2 separate regions of the Homo sapiens genome follow, and region 2 is linked to region 1. A link is a contact called in ENCODE Hi-C or POLR2A ChIA-PET data. All regions are on one chromosome and are shown on one strand. The core of a region is the stretch at or near the end of the contact, and the rest is flanking DNA. Distances in the headings are between cores, read along the strand shown. Region 1 has its middle 20 kb from the start of TMEM184C-DT. Region 2 overlaps ARHGAP10 (Rho GTPase activating protein 10).

Evidence for each region. Hi-C counts contacts between places; a loop is a spot of excess contacts on that map. ChIA-PET counts read pairs that join two places held with the same protein, here RNA polymerase II (POLR2A). Pooled maps may share reads with other maps.
Region 2: a loop to region 1 is called in a pooled map, with 2.5 times the contacts of the local background. The contact joins two enhancer-like sites. A Hi-C loop is called at or near these places in 1 of 168 maps with a recorded cell type or tissue (vagina) and 2 of 50 pooled maps. POLR2A ChIA-PET finds 5 or more read pairs at or near these places in 3 of 52 experiments (AG04450, H1 and K562).

Annotation. Positions count from the first base shown.
Region 1 is chr4:147,595,281-147,599,538 of GRCh38, forward strand. No RefSeq gene overlaps it. Among named protein-coding and RNA genes, the nearest start is that of TMEM184C-DT, 20 kb to the right of the region's middle. Within about 2 kb of position 1,856, at least 3 of the 41 ENCODE cell types and tissues checked have a DNase peak (open chromatin) inside an H3K27ac peak, as active enhancers do.
Region 2 is chr4:147,734,644-147,738,901 of GRCh38, forward strand. All of the region lies in intron 1 of ARHGAP10 (Rho GTPase activating protein 10), which reads left to right. Among named protein-coding and RNA genes, the nearest start is that of ARHGAP10, 4.7 kb to the left of the region's middle. RefSeq lists an enhancer at 3,415-4,140. Within about 2 kb of position 1,993, at least 3 of the 41 ENCODE cell types and tissues checked have a DNase peak (open chromatin) inside an H3K27ac peak, as active enhancers do.

The DNA.
Region 1 (4,258 bases), core at 606-3,105:
TGGGAGGCCGAGGCGGGCGGATCACAAGGTCAGGATATCAAGACCATCCTGGCTAACACAGTGAAACCCCGTCTCTACTAAAAATACAAAATATCAGCCGGGCGTGGTGGCGAGCGCCTGTAGTCCCAGCTACTTGGGAGGCTGAGGCAGGAGAATGGCGTGAACCCGGGAGGGGGAGCTTGCAGTGAGCCGAGATTGCGCCACTGCACTGCAGCCTGGGCGACAGAGCGAGACTCCGTCTCAAAAAAAAAAAAAAAAAGGAGTGCCATCCTCCTGCAACACACCACCTCCCTGAGACCCACAGACAATAATACAACAGGCTTTAGGACACGCCTCTCTTGAAGTACTTAAAAGTGAGTTGAGAATACACAACACTTATACATGAAAAAATAACTCATGACACAAGAGAGTAAGGGAAATGTGTGACAGGCAGCTCAGAGAAGAATCCCTATGGAGTTCAGAAGAGAGATAAGGGTCAACTGGGAATATTAGAGAAATCTCATGGGTGGCTGGACTTAGGCTGAGCCGGAGTGAATGAGTTAGATTCAAATGGGAGACTCAGGGAAAGGAGAGAGTTGTGAGTGAGAAGGATGAGTAGGCACCGTGCAGAAGCAGCACTGGGCATGTTTACTGTGACTGTAAACAGAAAGATGGCCTGAGGACAGGATAGCAGGAACCAGGCCATATTATAGAGGCCTGGGGATGCCAAGAGCTATGGTTTGAATATGTGTCCCCTCCAAAACTCATATTGAAATTTAATCCATTGTGGCAGGATTGAGAGGTGGGGCCTTAGGGAGGTGATTAGATCATGAGGGCTCCATCCTTATCAAGGAATTAATCCGTTCATGGATTAAGGGGTGAATGGAGTAATGGGTTATCACAGGAGTGGACTCCTGACTTTATAAGAAGAGAAAGACCTGAGCTAGCACATTCAGCCCCTTGCCAAGTAATGCCCTGCACCACCTTGAGACTCTGCAGAGAGTCTTCATCAGCAAGAAGGCCCTCACCATATGCAGTCCCTTGACCCTGAACTTCTGAGCTTCTATAACTGTAAGAAATACGTTCTTTTTCTTTATAAATTATTCAGTTTCAGTTATTCTGTTATAAACATAAGATTATTGATTAAGACACCAGGTAAAAAATATGGAGTTCATCTGAATATATATGTGGAGCAAATGCAGGCTGTGAAAGTAGAAAATTGACATGATCAGAATAAGATTTTATCAGATTCATCCGGCAGTAGAGGGCAGGATTGCTTGAAGTAAAGAGAATAGTTAGTAGACTCCTGACAGGCTATGCCTATGGTAATAAAGATCTAACCCAGAATAATGAACAGGAAGGTGTAAACTACATTACAAAGCAAGAGTTGTCAAATCTGAGTCACTGATGGGTCAGAGAGGAGAAAGAATAAAGAAAGCTCCTTTACTGTACCTGGATAATGGGGAAAATGGAAACATGAACAAGAAACTAGAAAGTTGTACATAAGAAAATGACTAAAATAACTCAATATATCATCATTTCCCTAAAAATTATACATTGGGAAGATTTTTCTGAATGATGTGGAATTATGGATGTGTTCCCCCTTGGTGGACAAAAGTAACTCAAACCTTTCGGTGAGGAGCTATCTCTCCTCCACTCTCCTCAGCCCTCTCCATGACCTTATAGAACTAAAGCCAATAGTTACTGAGTGTAGAAGATATCTGCTGTTTCTGCCTGCTAAACATCCCCTCCCCCTGCACCTGGAAACACCATTTGTATTTCTTGTAGAGATTGCATTCCATGCAGCACAGGTGCAGTTGGACCCATTCTACCCCGCCCCCATCAATCTCCTCCTACCCCTTGTCCAGCTACAAAAAAGGGCACATAGCCCAGACCTGGCCAATTTGTTTACCCCATGCCATGTGCATAGCACAGTGATTCAGAAAGAGGTATGTGGCTGGAGCCAAGCCAATCACTATCCATGAAATTATTCTAGAGAAGTAACAGGAAGCACTTCTTTCTGCAACAATTAAAGTCCATATTAGGAGGTAGGAGCTCAAAATTAACACTGAAAGATTACAGAATGAGATGCAGACTAGGAAAGGGCCTGGCTAAAACTGGAGAAGAGAAACTCTCTCAGGCCTGCCTCTCTGTAGACCAGTCTGTTCCACTGTAGGAAACCTAACTGCTGACAATCCCCAATTTGTTGTCGGTGTCAGGGAAATCTGAGACAACACGTGTACCCAGCCACACTATGAACCCCTAGACCCAGCCACATCTGAACTTGGCTGAGCTTCTGAACTTTCCAACTACGTCAACAAATTTTTTTTCTTTAAGGAAATAAAATTAAATTTGGATCACTTGCTACCAAAAAAAAATGTTTAATGTAGCTAGCTTTACTAGCTTGTTATCAAAATGTGTTCTGCTTGTGCCCACAGCTCAATCTTAAAAATCACATTCCTGAAGTTCTTCCTTCCTTGACCACCCCAAGTATGTTACTCCTCCCCTCTCTCTGCCTTCCATGCCTAGTTTGTTTGCAGTTACCTTGAGGAACTTGTAAAAGGTTGCTCTAGTTGCACACCCTCCTATGTGAGGCCAATAACAAAGGAAGATCTCCAAAACACCTTCCAAAAAAGCAAAGCCACAAATGGCCAAGCCCAGATGACAATCACAGTCCCAGCTAATATCTTTATTGCATCCGAGTAAATACCTGGCAGAGAAGCCAGCCATGCCGTGCCCCAACATCTGACCTACAGAAACTGTTAGATAATAAATATGGGTTACTTTAATCCATTAAGTTTCTGGTAATTTGTGACTTAGCAATAGAAAACTTATAGAGGACAGATGCAACAACTTGTCCCTCACCTCGGAAGGGATATTTTCACACGCCCAAAATGAGTAGGCCCTTAGAAAATTGGAATGGAGACAAATTGGCAGATTCCAGTGAAGTTGGGGACCTGAACCTCTAAATTTGGTTGAGCCTTCTTTGTCAAGAGAAGCAGCTCTTCCAACTGTGTTTAAGGAAGTTAGTACACCTTGGTCTGAAGAACTTTCCTGGTATACTGCGGAGGAAGGTATCAAGCCTTAGGAAGATTGGACTTGGAGCTCCATCCTCAAACACAAATACAAAAGCCTTTAAAGAGACTATTGAACCAGCTATTCCAAACACATCAGGTTAAATAACTGTTAAAATAAAATAAAACAAAATAAAAAATGGTGTGAGTGTGTGTGTGCGCGTGAGCGTGCATGCACATGCACACATTTCCTGGTGATTCTGCTTCTCTGGCTCAATCTATAGTGGTAAAGTTGAGGACATTGTCACTAATCCATGTTCAAAGTGCATCCACCTTACCCCAAGGCTTGATGTTCTCATAATGTACCTTCCTTAAAGTGTCATTTTCTACCTGCCTGGGAAAGGCACAAGTCACATCTATCTTTCTCAATTTGGTTCAAGAATTTCAGGACATATTAGGCAATTTTAATAAAATCACTATGAGTTATCATCAATCTGTCCTTTATATATACAAAGAATGTTGACCGGGCACGGTGGCTCATGTCTGTAATCCCAGCACTTTGGGAGGCCAAGGTGGGTGGATCACGAGGTCAGGAGTTCAAGACCAGCCTGGCCAAGATGGTGAAACCCCGTCTCTACTAAAAATACAAAAAAATTAGCCGGGCATGGTGGCGGGCACCGGTAATCCCAGCTACTTGGGAGTTTGAGGCAGAGAATTGCTTGAACCCGGGAGGCAGAGGTTGCAGTGAGCCGAGATCACACCACTGCACTCCAGCCTGGGAGACAGAGCGAGACTCTATCTCAAAAAAAAAAATGTTGCAAGAAAATCTAAAATTTGTTTCCTTTAAAAACATTGTATAAAGTCAAGTGCAGTGGCATGCACCCGTAGTCCCAACTACTTTGGAGGCTGAGGTGGGAGGATCTCATGAGCCCAGAAGTTCAAGGCCAGCCTGGGAAACATAGCAAGCCCTGTCTCAAAAAGATTATTATCACTATTATTATTATATATTTTCTCAAAGTGTTGCCTTGATGTTTCCCTTTATTTTGTGTCCTTTTGTTTAAGAATGCAAAATATCTAAGATTGCAAAATATCTAAGATTGCTATCATTTCGGCTTGTGAAAGAAACACAAACTAGCTATAGCAGTTAGGGTTAAATCAGAGAAGCAAAGCCACTAGATTATTATGGGAATAAAAGATTTATTATAGGAATTTAGATCTCACACAAATGTGAGAGCAGCTGAGAAAGTGAAAGTCAGAGAATTTAA
Region 2 (4,258 bases), core at 743-3,242, 140 kb after region 1:
CGTGGCTATAGGAAAATTGAGCAGGTCTTATTCTTTTGCGTCCAACTTCCCCTGTCTACCTCTTAGGGGAACTAATAAGGTTCTGCAGCATTTGAAAATGGCTTGATGAGGTTATTTGAAACTGCAGTCTAGGTAAATGGTTCATCTAACCAGTTGAGCTTTTGTATAACATCAGAGAGTCAAGGGATGACATTGGGTGGAGGATCTACAGAAAGAATAAAACCCACTAGGTCAGATTATTTATATTTCCAGATATTTTATATTTTATTTTACAAAAATGACCTTTTGAGCATTTCGAGAAGTGTGTATTTAAGTGATTTCTATTTTTAATTGCCCTGCACGGTGTCTCCTGTTTGCATTACATTCTTGGAAGATTTCAATATGTAATTTTGATGGCTTGATGCTTTGAAGTCTTCCATAAATATTTAGAGTTTTGAGGCCTATGCGACCTGAAGGCTTACTGCTGAATTCAATTAGGTAGCAATCTGCAAATATTTAGCACCTATAATTTGCTAAATACTGGAATTAGATACGGATTTATAATGGGGTAGAGGCCCTTGCCCTTGAGTTTACTGTCCTGTAGTTGAAATTACTTCAATCTAAGGAACATTTTTGAACTCCTTCCTGCACTGTGCTAAATTCTTGAAGAAACAAAGGATATAGACACATACCTGTGACAAGGTTAAACATTTAGTGACAAGTATTCTAACTTTTCCAGGGACAAGGGTTTGTATGTTAGAGTGGAGGAGGTTTGTGAAAGTTTTGGAACTCACTGGTGATAAGGAGTAGAACCTTATCATATTGGAAACCAGAAGAAACCAGAACACTCGAGTGTTTGAAGAGACTAGTTTGGCTGGAATGGTGGTTTTTCAGGGAGTAGTAGACTGGGATGGATGGAGAGGTCAGTTTTAGATTATGGAGGGCCATAAAAACAAGGTTAGGAATGTGGACTTTATCTTGTGGAGAGTTACTGAAGGCTTTTCAGCAGAAGGCTGACATAATAGCAAAGAGATGGTTTAGAGACAGTATCGCACATTTGTGTGTAGGGTGAAGTTGGGGATAGCGCTAGGGGTGGGGAGGAACTCCAGAGAGAAGAGCCAGTCATTTTAGTGGTGGATTTGGAGATTATTCACTCAATTCAATGAATTCTTTGTTCAAATGGCTTTTTTAGTTTTCTTTTTAAAGTACTTTCTTTTCTTAAAATAACCAGTGTCTTCTTTAAATGCAGTTTAAACTTTTGTAAGCCTTCGTGATGTCTATGTAGTTTCAGTTGCTTATGATTCATACAGGTAGATAGCACAGTTGCCAGAAACAGCAATAAACCATATATGCTTTTCTCATAAATTTTACGTTAGGCAGTCTTGAGAAAATGTATCTTGTTCTTTAGAGAAAATTTTTTAAAACTAACAGTCCTTACAGTTATTAAGCACTAATACAGTGATATAAAATGCTCTGTAGTGAACTTAAATTGTCTAGCTGTGTGTGTGTGTGTGTGTGTGTGTGTGTGTGTGAAGCTAAAGGGGCCCTCATTAATGAGTCTGCTGTTACTAAACATGCATGGAAAAGGATGTAAAGGGCCTTGTTAGTGGCAGAGCCTGGACAAGAATTTAGGTCTTCCGACTTGGTTTTGGTACTTCTAGCCTTGGCATTTTAATGGTTTTTGCTTTGTTCCTCTTAGGAAAAACATAAAAGTTCTCTTTGGCTGTCTTTATGTTTACTGTTTCAGAGAAATATTCTTTTGGGGAAATTTCTTAAGTTGCCATTACATTAAACCCACTGAGATTTGGAAGACTAAAAATAATTTTCCTATTTTGTAAACTTGAGCCTTGGTTTCCTTTTTTTTTGTAAAATGGGACTGATACAGAAAGCCTTGAGGAATAAATAAAATGGTGTGAAAGTGTTTTGAAACACAAATGTAAAATGGTTGTGTAGACACTACTGCTGGTTCAGCCAACATTCCTTTTCCCCTCTGACAATCCAGATTTCATTCAAGTGTCTGCATCCTTTTCAGATGACTCAGGGGAAGGCATTTCAGGGTAATTCTGATTAATCTAACTCAGTGGTTCTCAATCGTAGCTGCTCAATAAAATCACCTGGGGGAACTGTTAAAGCAGTCAGGGTTAAGAAACTATAAGTCCGTTATGATAAACCCATTTTCTGGGTTGGTAATTATTAGAAGAATGAGGTTGTATCCCAGTTCTGACCAAGGAGACGTGACAGGAAGTCTGGGTACTGCAGGGGGAGGCTTCCTTTTGTCATAGGAGACGCGAAGAAGGATGGTTTTCTACTTTTCTGTATTCTCTCATGATGCCTGGGACTGCTACCCACTATCTTGGGCCTGAGGGTAAGTGGCATAGCGCGCTAACTGAATCTGGGTTCTTGATGCTGTTGGGAGACCTGTGGGATTTTCTATGCTTTGAATGTCTTGTTAAATGACATAAGACAGTTTTGAGTTGGGTTTTCTGCTACTTAATGCCCTAGGTTTTTTATTTATTATTATTTTTAGATTTTTAAAATTTTATTTGAGATGTGAGTCTCGCCCTGTTGCCTAGGCTAGAATGCAGTGGTGCAATCTTGGCTCAGGGCAACCTCCGTCTCCCGGGTTCAAGTGATTCTTGTGCCTTAGCCTCCCAAGTAGCTGGGATTACGGGCACGCGCCACCATGCCCAGCTAATTTTTGTACTTTTTTTTTTTTTTTTTGTAAAGACAGGGTTTCACTGTGGTTGGTCTTGAACTCCTGGCCTCATGTGATCCGTCCACCTCGGCCTCCCAAAGTGCTGGGATTACAGGTGTCAGCCACTGCGCCTGGCCTTAATGGCCTAATTTTGATAAAGTGGTGTAATTGTAAATTTTGTGATTATGCTCCCATCAAGTGGAATTTAGAGAGATACAGAAAATAAAATGCTATTTTAAAAAGTTAATAAATTGCAGGGTAATTTTTTCCCGAATGGAAAGGAATACTCATCTACACTCTTTGCCTTGAAGAAGTTACCATAGAGCCCCTACAATTTGGGGCATCACCTGGGATAAGTCCAACTGTCACTTGGGGCTTTATTACAGTGGCTGGTCTCCAGTGTGAATGTAGACCGGCTGTGAAAATAATTACAATCAGACTTGAGCCAGGGTGGGGACCCAGACAGGCTTGAAAAGCTTGAAATGCTTTACTCACTGCAGGTGGTCTTTGACTCCATTTAGAGTTGTTCCTATTTAGAGCTTCCCACCAGGCCACCAGCTGAGCCATGGTTATTTAGAACAGATTTTTTACTAGCCAGTCAGCAATCTAATGTTCTCAGTGTCTTTTTGTCACATTGCCTTTCTCTGTCCTCCCATCTGCTGGGGTTCCTTTGACCAGCTCCTTGTCGCTGTGTTGTTGTTGTTTTTTTTTTTTTTGAGGGGACTAGGGTACATTGTAGACTTTTGGATAAAGAATACAGAGAGGAGGGTATTTTTGTGTTTAATCTTTAAAATAGCTGATGGAATATAATATAGAAGATTAAGAGCATAAGCTGAGGTACTAGCCTGGCTGGGTTCATACCCAAGCTCAACCACCTGCTAACAGGGGATCCTTGCTCAAGCTGCTTAGCTTTTCTATATCTGTGTTCTCGTCAGTAAAATAGAAATTGTAGGGCTGGGCGCGGTGGCTCACGGCTATAATCCCAGCACTTTGGGAGGCCGAGGCGGGCGGATCACGAGGTCAGGAGATCGAGACCATCCTGGCTAACACGGTGAAACCCCATCTCTACTAAAAATAAAAAATAAATTAGCCGGGCGTAGTGGAGGGCACCTGTAGTCCCAGCTACTCGGGAGGCTGAGGCAGGAGAATGGCGTGGACCCAGGAGGTGGAGCTTTCAGCGAGCAGAGATCGCGTCACTGCACTCCAGCCTGGGCAACTGAGTGAGACTCTGTCTCCCCCCCCCAAAAAAAATTATAATACGACCTACTATATTGGATTAAAAGTAGGATTTGTTAATACATGTAAAGCATTTAGTATAAGTGCTCAAAGGTTAACAATTATGATGACATAACTAAATTACAGGCATATATTTTATTATCAAGGCCCTGTTCTTGCCTCAAAATAGCTGTTCTGCACCCTAGACCAGGTATCTAACCTTTTAGTGTTTATTACCCCTAACAGTATATTTCTCCAAAGCACCATTACCAGTGACCAAGAAGAGAGACAAAATTGTCAAACCCTGGAAAGGCTTCCAAATTTTGATTGTAGTTCGGGATGCTGGAAAATCTTGAAAACACATTGGTG